Regions from separate parts of the Homo sapiens genome. Here all the other regions are linked to region 2. A link is a contact called in ENCODE Hi-C or POLR2A ChIA-PET data. All regions are on one chromosome and are shown on one strand. The core of a region is the stretch at or near the end of the contact, and the rest is flanking DNA. Distances in the headings are between cores, read along the strand shown. Region 1 overlaps TMEM8B (transmembrane protein 8B). Region 2 overlaps GLIPR2 (GLI pathogenesis related 2). Region 3 holds the start of RGP1 (RGP1 partner of RAB6A GEF complex).

Region 1 (3,621 bases), core at 527-3,026, 300 kb before region 2:
GTGCGGATGCGCACCTTCCTGTCCCCATGCGTGGACGACTGCGGGCCCTACGGCCAGTGCAAGCTGCTGCGCACACACAATTATCTGTACGCAGCCTGCGAGTGCAAGGCCGGTGAGCAGGCTGGCGAGGGAGCGGGCTGCGGTGGACTGGAGGTGGACCTGCTGGGCCTGTGGGCAGGCGGCGGGAGTAGGGGAGTGCGCAGCCTGAATTGGGGACGGGTTTGGCAGAGCCGGGGTGAGACCACCCTCCACAAGCTGTGGCGTAGGCCCATAGCTGCCGTCTGTTCTCTTCCATTCTGTGCCTTCCCCACCCGCAGGGTGGAGAGGCTGGGGCTGCACCGACAGTGCAGATGCGCTCACCTATGGATTCCAGCTGCTGTCCACACTCCTGCTCTGCCTGAGCAACCTCATGTTTCTGCCACCTGTGGTCCTGGCCATTCGGAGTCGATATGTGCTGGAAGCTGCAGTCTACACCTTCACCATGTTCTTCTCCACGGTATGCGGTGGTGTCTGCATCTTATCACTGGGTGCTTGTGCATGGTGGTGGGTCACAGTCTGTATTTCCACCACGTTCTCCGAGGGTTTGGGAATGTCTGTGCCTTCACTGTGTCTTCTACAGACAGAGACAGCAGTGCTTCCCAAACTGTCATGCATAGATAATGGTCATTTTTGTAAGACACATTGGAGTAAATGAACAAAACTGTTTGCAACTTAATAAAGTAAGTTTGGGCCTCCAGCTGTTCCACACTCTGTCCACCCTGAGGGCTGAGGGGACCTTTACTCAAATCATGGGCCAAGAAACTGGCCTAAAGTATGGATTTGTGTCTGCACAGTCACCATGTTCTCTGTATGGGGGCAGGAAATCTATGCTTTCCCCCACACCTCTGCACACAGTGTCTTCATCTTCACCACATTCTTCCATGATATGAGAGCTAGCTAGCTACTCTGAGCTCCCCTTCTCCGTCGCACTGGGGACCTGCACATCGTTAGCACGTTCGTTCCTGTGGTCTGAAATGGCGTTCCCATTCAGTCACCATGCCACCTTGATTTCTCATGAGAACTTTGGAAAGATAGAGGGGATCTCTCTATTGGGGGATTATAGGACAATCTGACTCTCAGAGTCCTGAGAAGCTTTACAGACTCAACTATGTCCTGAGGCATTGTCGGAAGTGGCAGTGTCATATCACATCCCAGCTCAAAGGAGTGCATTTTGATGAAGATTAATATAGTTTAAAACCCCTCCATTCCCATTGCAGAATTGCCACAATCTCTTTCCTGTGTTTTCCTCACTCCTCCATAATCAGAAAAGTTCATTATAAGCAAGCGTCCAGAAACTATAAGGAAAGGTAGAGAAGTGAGCCTGCTAATGTTACTTAACCCCCAAGTAGACTTTTTACCCCTGAAGTGTCACATCTGGGAATCTTTTCAACTCATCTCTAGGCTCTTGGCACCATGTGACATGCATGTGAGCACTGCAAAAACTCTTAGATGGTTTCAGACTGCTCAGGCCTTGTCAGCAAGGATATCACAGAAAGCAAGACAGGCCTTCCTGGCATCCTGCATTACTAGGTCAGACATATGTCTAAATTAGAAAAATCATAGTTCTCATCTGGGAGAAAGCAGGGGCAAATGTGCTGAAACTGAGGGGCCTGGGTCCTCCTGGAGATTCATCCAGAGATGAGGAAGAAGAGTCTGCAACCATGCTGCAGAGAGAGATCTTGGCCCTTTAAGCTGGGTGAGAAGCATATACCCCAGTTTTGCTTGATTGGCCCCTTTTTAGGCCTGCCCCCACAGTGCCTCATTCTATTTTTATGTTAGACACTGTTTCTCTTTCGTATTGCCAGATGCCCTTTCTACTGTGGCTCACCAAATCCTCCAGCAACAGCTGTTCTACCAGCCCACTCTCGGCTACATGCAGATCGAATGTGATTCATAATTAGTAAGAATACCTAAGTGTGTCAGGAGCCTGAAGCATGTAGGGAGAGCATATTCACTCTCTGGACTTGACACAAGTATCCTGATTGGCTCCAGAGTGTTCAGTGCTAGATGACTCTTCCTTATCTGGATACAGTGGCTGTCAGCCTGAAAAGACCTTCCCTGTAGCAGGAGTACTAGGAGAGCCTCAAGTGCCTGGCACCACATAAAAAGCTCCCGGTTTCTTTCTTTGTTTTTTTTCTTTTTTTTTTTTTTTTTGAGACAGAGTCTTGCTGTGTTGCCCAGGCTGGAGTGCAGTGGCGCGATCTTAGCTCACTGCAACCTCCGCCTCCCAGGTTCAAGCGATTCTCCTGCCTCAGCCTCCTGAGTAGCTGGGACTACAGGCGCATGCCACCACACCTAGCTAATTTTTGTATTTTTAGTAGAGACAGGATTTCACCATGTTGGCCAAGTTGGTCTCGATCTCCTGACCTCGTGAACCACCCACCTTGGCCTCCCAAAGTGCTGGGATTACTGGTGTGAGCCACTGCGCCGGGCCAAAATCTCACATTTTCTTAAATAAGGCAATAAGGAAAAGCTACTGGCTTTGAGTTGTTGCCTAAAGTCCTGCTCTCACTCCTGTTCTTTTCCACATGGGCCAGAACATAAAACTATGTTTTCTGTTTTCCCTGCAGGTTCTCTGTGGTCCCTCCTTGCCATTCGTAGACTTATTTCATTCTGCAGCAGTGTCCATTTAAGGACCCATTGGTCAAATTGCAGTTGTCAGTACTAGGACAGGAGATAACAGTCCTCTTCCTTGTCTTCAAATAATCCAGGACAGTCTACACTTGGGAGTAGTAATCCATTCTTATCTGGAACATAGGAGCAGACAGTAGGTTTATAATTCAGGAGTTTACAGATGTAAAATATGTTTTGAAAAAACAAAAACAGGCCACAAACTTAGCATTTGATTTTTGTATATAGGCAAACAATTCAGATAATGATTACAACAAAATGACATACACTGAATATGTGCTGTTTCAGACACTGCTAATTTAATCCTCACAATAGTACTGTTATAGTTGATACATGCTTTTATTCTTGTCATCCTTTTTTTGTAGATAAGGGAAAGTTAAATATTTTGCCTGAGGTAGAAGGTGAGTATCTACCTTAGAATCTGGGTGAGCCTGACTCCAGATCCCTCACATGTAACAGATGATATTGCTCCCTTTGCACCAGGGCAGTGAGCATGCATTGATATGCTTTTAACCCAACTTCAGTTTCTCTTAAGTCCTGGAGTATGTAGAAAAAGGCATGGCCCCAGTTTAGTAGTTCTCACCAAATTCTTAAAAGATAAGAGCCGATCAAGAGATCTGAAAATACAACTAAGCCAAATATAAGAAACCATCAGGACAAAGATATCAAACATTTTAATTGTGCAACTTGAACCCGTACTGTTCAAACTGTGTATCCATCACAGTGCTCCTTGAATCCTTGTAATTAGATCTCAGAAGACCCAGACAGAGCTGGCATTCTGGGGCTGTGCAGGTGTCCTTGCTGATTGCTGGCATCCTGGCTACAAGCCCACCTTCTCATTACGCCTTATATCCCTCAGACCATCCCAGGTCATTCTCACTGTCTCTTGGCAAAATCCCATAACTGTTTCCAAGAGAAAATGAAAGCAGAAAACAGGAAATAAGGGAGTAA
Region 2 (3,709 bases), core at 1,049-3,548:
ACTCTGGTCGCACATTGGAATCTTTTGTGGAGCTTTAAAAAAATACCAGGCTGGGCACAGTAGCTCACGCCTGCAATCCCAGCACTTTGGGAGGCCGAGGTGGGTGGATCACCTGAGGTCAGGAGTTTGAGACCAGAATGACCAACATGGAGAAACCCCATCTGTACTAAAAATAGAAAAATTAGCCAGGCGTGGTGGCACATGCCTGTGATCCCAGCTACTCGGGAGGCTGAGGCAGGAGAATCGCTTGAACCTGGGAGGTGGAGGTTGCCGTGAGCTGAGATCGCGCCATTGCACTGCAGCTTGGGCAACAAGAGCGAAACTCCGTCTCAGAAAACAAAACAAACCAAACAAACAAACAAAAAATGCCTGAGTCTCTCCTCCAGAGACAGACACAGTTGGTCTGAGGAAGGACCCAGGCATTAGTATTTGTTAAATGCTCTCCAGGTGAGGCTGATGTGTGGAACATGGATCAGCAGTAGCATCTGGAAGCAGAAATGCAGAATCCTAGGTCCCTCTGTAGACCTACTGAATCAGAATCTGCCCATTAACAAGATTCTTGCACACATTTGAGACTGACTGCTCTGAGGTCCCCGCTCCTGGCTCTGGCCCGGAGAGCAGCAGCTCCCAGGGAAACGCCTGCCCATATCAACACGTGTGGGGACAGTGGATGCCCCAGGTGAGGTCCCTCCTGCCCACAGTGGAGATCCGTGGCTTACCAGCCTGATTGTCTTTCCAAATATGGATGTTTCAAGAGCTGCAAATGGGGTGAGATGACAGTATAGTCTCCTAGAAACTCGGAGCATCATCAGAAGGCCCTTGCAGTACATTGCATTCAACCTTTTCATTGTACAGAGGCCCAGAGAGGGAAGGCTTTGCCCAGGATTACACAGCAAGTCAGTGTGTATGGGTTGTGGGGGATAGGTGCAGATTCCCTGACCCCAGGCCAGTGCTCTTCCCAGCCCCCCAGAAGGCCCACTCTTCAGCCTGGCCATGCTCATGGGCAGGAGTCCCTGAGTCTGCAAAGCAGCGTCCAGGATGTGTCAGCTGACTGGGGCTTTCTCAGATGTCTAATTGCCGCATTGGTGGCTTGGGGCTGATGGGAGAAAATGCAGGGAATAGGGAGTGGGTGGATTTTGTGGCTGAGTTTTAGAACAATGTCATTTCCACACAGGAAAGGAGGTGGCTGATAGATGGTACAGTGAAATCAAGAACTATAACTTCCAGCAGCCTGGCTTCACCTCGGGGACTGGTGAGTGGCAGGGTCTCACCAGTGGCCTGGCCCTGGGCAGCAATGCAGGTTGGGTGTCTGACTTCAGGGAGGAACCAGCCCTCTAAAAAAATCAATCCTTTCCTTCCTGTTTAATCTCTTCCATATTTCTCTGGCTTGACCTTGACCACAGACCAAAGCTCTCCTTTCCGCATTACATCCCCAGCTTCCCCATGCTACATGCTCTGCTCCCTCTGAGGGCCACCAGCTGGTGAATCCTGCCCCACCAGCTCAGAGCTCTTCCCATTCATGGAGTGTGTCATAGGAGACTGGATTTCCAAAGCTGCATGGAGCTTCATTCCTGAACTGGTCACCCTGTGTCTAGTCTTGTTTTCTGCAATCCATCCTGCTCTCCAGCAGCCTCAATACTTCTAAAATTGTCCCTGCCCCTGGTGCTCTCCTGATCCAACTGCCATGGCTCCCTGGGGCCATCAGGAGAAGGCTCAAGCTGCTGGCACTCCTCCTTCCACACCCCACACCCTTCCCCACCCTTGCGGCCTCCCTGGCTTTCTCCCTTCCCCTTTCTGCACTAGTTTGCAGTTCAGGAGCTTGGGGTGCAGAGAACCTGGATCTAGTCTTAGCTCTGGCACCCTTTGCTGTGTGGACTTGAGTCAATTCCTGTCCCCTCTTCCCAGGGGAGAGGGAGAAGGTGGCTTCTAAGGGATATCCTGAGAGCCGGTGACTCAAGTGCAGGGAGGAACCTTCTGTGGGTCCATGTTCCCTTCTCAAAGGCTTCCCTTGACGAAAGCTCCGGGTGGCCACCCTGTGCCCCGGGGTCCCTCTGGGCAGCCGCCCTGTGCCCTGGGCTCCCCCTGCCTTTTGCTGGGCTCACCAGGCTCCTTGTCTTTCCTCAAAACCGACTCAGGCGTCTGGGGCCCAGGATGGTGTTAGAAGTGGGTGGGAGTTTCTCTGACCAGAAGGTGCCAGGAAAACAGAAAAAGGGACTCTCTGCCCACCTCGTTCCTCCTACCCCACCTGTTCCACCCACAAGTAGAGCCTTGCGGCCTTCCACCCTCTAGAGGGGTGCTCCAGAAGCAGGAAGTGACACGTTCTCAGCGCCAGTCACCGTTTCCTGTGGTTTGCTGCCCGCCCTTCTGGGTGGGGGTTTCTGCAACCATGTTGCATTGCATTGTTCCTGGGACTCTGGGGCAGAGGCAGAAGCATCTGCTGAGGCATTCCTCCTCTCCATTAACCCCTGCAGGACTCCAGGCTGGGCTGGCAGGGCTTTGAGTGTGAATAGGTGATTCTGGGGCAAGGATACCTAAGGGTGTGGGGAGGGAGCAGTAACAAGCTCCTGCTATTGATTAAGGATGTGTAGGCAGGACCTTGTCTTCTTTTAATAGAGATGGTGTCCAGAAGACTTCTTATTTCATAGCTTCTGGATTTGCTTTTCCCATGAGCAAGATTCTTCAGCAATCGGACATGTGTCCGAGCAAGTTATTAACTAGCACTCTGCGTGTGTGTGTGCGCACCACGTGGTAATTAGAAAGTGCCTCCATGGGCTGGGTGCGGTGGCTCACACCTGTAATCCTAGCACTTTGGGAGGCCGAGGTGGGTGGATCACCTGAGGTCAGGAGTTCAAGATTAGCCCGGCCAACATGGTGAAACCCCGTCTCTACTAAAAATACAAAAATTAGCTGGGCATGATGGTGCATGCCTGTAATCCCAGCTACTCGGGAGGCTGAGGCAGGAGAATCACTTGAACCCGGGAGGTGGAGGTTGCAGTGAGCCGAGATCATGCCTTTGCACTCCAGCCTGGGCAATAAGAGCAAAACTCTGTCTCAAAAAAAAAAAAAAAAAAAAAAAAAGGTGCCTCCACTGCCACGTAAGCATCAGGATACCATTTGAAAGTAGGGTTTGGCCAGGCGCAGTAGCTCATGCCTGTCATCCCAAAACTTTGGGAGGCCAAGGCAGGCGAATCACTTGAGGTCAAGAGCAAGACAGGCCTGGCCAACATGGTGAAATCCTGTCTCTACTGAAAGTGCAAAAAAAAAAAAAAAAAAAAAAAAAAAAAGCCAGGTGTGGTGACAGGTGTCTGTAATCCCAGCTACTCAGGAGGCTGAAGCAGGAGAATCACTTGAATCTGGGAGGCAGAGGTTGCCGTGAGCGGAGATCGCCCACTCCAGCCTGGGCAACAAGGGCGAGACTCTGTCTCAAAAAAAAAAAAAAAAAAAAGAAAGTAGGGCTTTATTCTACCCATTTTGAAGAGGAAGAAACTGAGGCCTAGAAAAGGGAAGCAGCCTTTCTCATGCCTTCCGTCCCTGATCTGATGCTTTTTCCAGCACTCCCACTCCAAAACAGGAATCTCACAAGAGTCAGAGCCCAACTTTCCATGATCACTGACTACTCGTTTCACTCATTGCCCTACTGTCCCCACCCCTAAAGAGGAAAATCCCAGAGCGGCCAGCCCTTGTGCTATTCCAGATACCAACAGGCAGT
Region 3 (3,508 bases), core at 653-3,152, 400 kb before region 2:
ATTCTTCTCTGCTACAGGCTACCCACAGGCACCAACAAAGCCAGATGTGCAGGCAGCATCAGGCCCTTCCCACTCCCCAGGGCTAGGGTTAGATAACTGATCTCCCCATCACAGCCCCACAGCACTGACTGGGGAAATGAAGGGTCTCCTACTCTAGAAACTGTAAGGGCAGGGTTTCCCAAGCTTTATGCCTCCCTCCACAGTTCTGTGTGTATTGTGTAGACTGAGTCAGGATGACCTCAGGGTGATGCTTTCTGTCCTCACATCCACCTGTTCCTGTTAATGGGTCTGGCTCCTCATCACTAGTCTTTGAACTCAGTGGGGATCTAGATGGGTTCTACATCTATGGCAGTGCCTCTCTGATAAATGACTTAATATCAAGAGCTCTCTATCCCAGAACAGAATGACAGCACCTTCTCATCACTTCAGAGGTGAGGGCAGGGAGGCTCTTCTTACCTACTCCCTGGAGCTAAAGCTTGAAGAAAGAAGCAGTAGTGTTGGGACTCTAACAGTGTGTCTAATGAGGTACAGAGAATGCCCCAGCTGCTTGTGGGAAATAAGGGGTTGAGACCCCCCCACCCCCAAATAAAACAACATTGTGTTAGTATCACAGCAGCCAGATTATCCTTTCCTACCTTGCCACAAAGTATAGCTAATCCCAAAGGGAAGTCATTGGAAACCAGTATGTGAGAAGAGCCTGAATGGGAAAGGCTGATTGCATGACCAAATGTTCCTACCCTTTCCTTCTGAAAAGACAAAACACTGGGAGGGAAGGGTGTTGCAAAGAGATGTGACCTGGTCTCACGGTCCAAAACCACAGGCCTAAAATATGCCAGGGATAGGGACCGCTTCACTCAGACAAGAAGCCCAACTGCTTTCTTGCCCTTTCCCACCTCTGCTAGAAGTTTTGAGCTGGAACAAAGTGAAGCCAAAGGCATTCTAGGCAATGGGGTCTACTCACCTCAAGCCCATGCCTATATGCTTTATCATGTTGCTTAGGGAGACGTTGTTAGCTTGAAAGGGTTTCCTCTTCTCTGTAAACTCATGAGCCAGACAGATGCGCCAGCCAAAGGGAGGCACCTGGTAGCCCATAGCTTTACCCTCATAGGAAACCATCAGCTGCCCAGAGTCCTCCGGATTGCAGCAGTCCGTCTCTTTTGGGGGTCGGCTGTCTTCGGGACTCTTACAGTCTGTAACCTGCACATCCTTGGTGCCGCCAGTCTCTTCAGGGCAATAAACTTGTGGATCCTCTTTGGCACAGCTTATCTGCTCCGAGGCTGGGACGCCGGTTCCCATGTTCCCTGGATCCTGGGTCCCCATGACCTCGATGGCGCCAAGTCCCGAGCCCTCGGATACTAAGTATCTCGCCAGCCTATTCCAGATGCGGGCGCCGGTCGTTGTTAGGTATCGTCCCGGAGGGCCGGGCGTTGGGGAAAGCTTAAATGAGCTGGTGTTTCAGTGGAGCCGGGGAGCTCTTGCTTCAGTGGGGGCGGCGACAGCAAAGAAGCCGCCTTGGGCTCTCCTTCGGTTGTCTCTGTAGGTCCTGGACGGGAAGGGTCGGGCCTCGTCGTCATTGAGCCGACGATTAGCTCGCCCGGCCAAAGGGCGACTGGGCCCGCAGAGAGGGGAGGAGCCGCGGGGCCAGCCCACCAGGCACCGCCCCGGGACGGGCCCGCAAGGCACCGCCCCCGGGACCTCGGCCCGGCCCCTGGGCCACGGCACCGGGTCCCCCAGGATTGGGCGCCAGGTCCCGCCGGCCGGCTCCGGGGCAGCGCCCGCGCCCAGGTGCCAGCCCGTGGGAAGGTGACCCTGGGCGCCGGGATGACCCGAGCCCTTTCCGGTCTGGCCTGCCGGGCGCTTCCGGCCGGAAGGGACTCCGCGGAGGGTGGGGGACCGAAGGGAAGTCCCGCCTCTACCGCCCAGCGGACGCCGCCGCCGCCGCCGCCGCCGCGTACCTAGCCAGGTCCCTGAGGGGCGGGCAGATGAGGCCTAGGGGTGCCGATCCCTAGTGTCGACTATGCGAGGTGACTAGCGGCGGTGATCTTGGGCTGGGACGTGGAACTTTGAGGAAAGGGGGAGCGGAGGCCAGTTTGGGAACTCCGCGGGGGTGCCCAGGGAGAAGAACCCGTCGCACAGGGGCTGGGGTCTAGGGCCCAGAGCGATGTCCTCCCCCTGGGCAGTACTGAGTCTTCAGTCGCCTCCCTCCCACCCGCCTACCCCTCCTATATCCAGGAGCTCCCTCGGGCACCACGGTGCTGACCACCCCTGTCCTCAGCCCTCAGCCCTAGGTGCTCACCGCAACGCCCCTCCCTGTCAAGGTGCTGACCTCCGCCCCGCCTTGTTTCCTTCTAGATCTGATTCCGGAGCTGCCATGATTGAAGTGGTAGCAGAGCTCAGCCGGGGTCCTGTATTTTTGGCTGGGGAGGCGCTGGAGTGTGTAGTGACCGTCACCAACCCCCTTCCGCCCACGGCCACTTCTGCATCCAGGTGGGGATGCTGGCACTGAAGGTGGTGGCCCTTCTGGGAAGAAGCCAGATTATCTCTGGGGCTGAGGCAGAGCTCAGGTTGTCCTGTAGCGACACCACCTCCTCTTGCTCACTGTGCTGTCATTGTAGGAGAGGGCTCTTTAACAGAAGATGTGGATGACATAGCTGTACGCTTTCCTTCCCCTCCCCCGTTCCCCTTTTTACGCACAGTCTGCTACTCTTTATTTAATGGTTTCTCTTTGGGATTGTGGATTTCCTGATCACTAGGACAGCCATCTAACCTTGTTGGTTAAGATGGTGTGATAGGGAGCTTGGGAAAGCATTTGTGAGGTCAGGAACTACCTCTGATGCCTCCTTTTCCTTTTCCCACAGTGAGGCCCTGGCCTGGGCCAGTGCCCAAATCCACTGCCAGTTCCATGCCAGTGAGAGTCGAGTAGCACTGCCTCCTCCTGACTCTAGTCAGCCAGATGTCCAGCCCGACAGCCAGACTGTCTTTCTGCCACACCGAGGTTAGAGAGGGGCATTTGCCTGGGAGAGGGGGGGTGCGGAGGGTGTGTGTGGAGGCATTGTCACCCATGGGTGAAGTTGTTAATTGTTCTTGTTCTTATAGTCCCTGTCATGCTGGGGATGTTGGGGAGCATGACTATTGCTTTAGGGGTAGAAGACTATTCCCATTTCACAGCAGGGACGGAGGGCCTGGCAGCCTTTCACTATCTCCACTTGCCGTGCTAGTCTTGTTCAGTACTGGACAATGGGTCATTAAATTAGTCATTTTTACCTTTTTCAGGTGAGAGGGGCCAGTGTATCCTTTCTACTCCACCGAAAATTCTATTCTGTGACCTGAGGCTTGATCCTGGAGAGTCCAAATCATGTGAGTGATTGTCCCCATCCCTGAATTGCCTTCTAAGTCTCCTGGAGGGAGGACTCCTCTGGTGCCTCTGGCTGTCCTGACAACTACTTCCCAACCAGACTCCTACAGTGAAGTGCTGCCCATAGAGGGACCACCCTCCTTTCGGGGTCAG

Evidence for each region. A loop is a pair of places that touch in the nucleus more often than their neighbours do. ChIA-PET counts read pairs that join two places held with the same protein, here RNA polymerase II (POLR2A). Pooled maps may share reads with other maps.
Region 1: a loop to region 2 is called in a map with no recorded cell type, with 4 times the contacts of the local background. The contact joins two enhancer-like sites. A Hi-C loop is called at or near these places in 3 of 37 single-sample maps with no recorded cell type and 3 of 50 pooled maps.
Region 3: a loop to region 2 is called in a pooled map, with 2.5 times the contacts of the local background. The contact joins the promoter of RGP1 here to the enhancer-like site in region 2. A Hi-C loop is called at or near these places in 1 of 37 single-sample maps with no recorded cell type and 7 of 50 pooled maps. POLR2A ChIA-PET finds 5 or more read pairs at or near these places in 3 of 52 experiments (OCI-LY7, PC-3 and activated naive CD4-positive, alpha-beta T cell).

The regions. Positions count from the first base shown.
Region 1 is chr9:35,846,500-35,850,120 of GRCh38, forward strand. It overlaps TMEM8B (transmembrane protein 8B), which reads left to right. Exons shown (of 13, transcript NM_001042590.4): 9 at 1-112; 10 at 318-496. Among named protein-coding and RNA genes, the nearest start is that of TMEM8B, 19 kb to the left of the region's middle. RefSeq lists enhancers at 1-752, 1,546-1,685, 1,876-1,945, 1,976-2,095. Within about 2 kb of position 1,777, at least 7 of the 41 ENCODE cell types and tissues checked have a DNase peak (open chromatin) inside an H3K27ac peak, as active enhancers do.
Region 2 is chr9:36,149,698-36,153,406 of GRCh38, forward strand. It overlaps GLIPR2 (GLI pathogenesis related 2), which reads left to right. Exons shown (of 5, transcript NM_022343.4): 4 at 1,175-1,252. Among named protein-coding and RNA genes, the nearest start is that of GLIPR2, 15 kb to the left of the region's middle. Within about 2 kb of position 2,299, at least 22 of the 41 ENCODE cell types and tissues checked have a DNase peak (open chromatin) inside an H3K27ac peak, as active enhancers do; they include OCI-LY7, where a contact is called at or near this core.
Region 3 is chr9:35,747,385-35,750,892 of GRCh38, forward strand. RGP1 (RGP1 partner of RAB6A GEF complex) reads left to right here and starts at 1,903. Exons shown (of 9, transcript NM_001080496.3): 1 at 1,903-2,024; 2 at 2,353-2,487; 3 at 2,859-2,995; 4 at 3,274-3,357; 5 at 3,456-3,508. The coding sequence starts at 2,372. It overlaps GBA2 (glucosylceramidase beta 2), which reads right to left and starts at 1,844. Exons shown (of 17, transcript NM_020944.3): 1 at 962-1,844. The coding sequence starts at 1,320. RefSeq lists silencers at 1,543-1,942, 2,063-2,112, 2,143-2,192.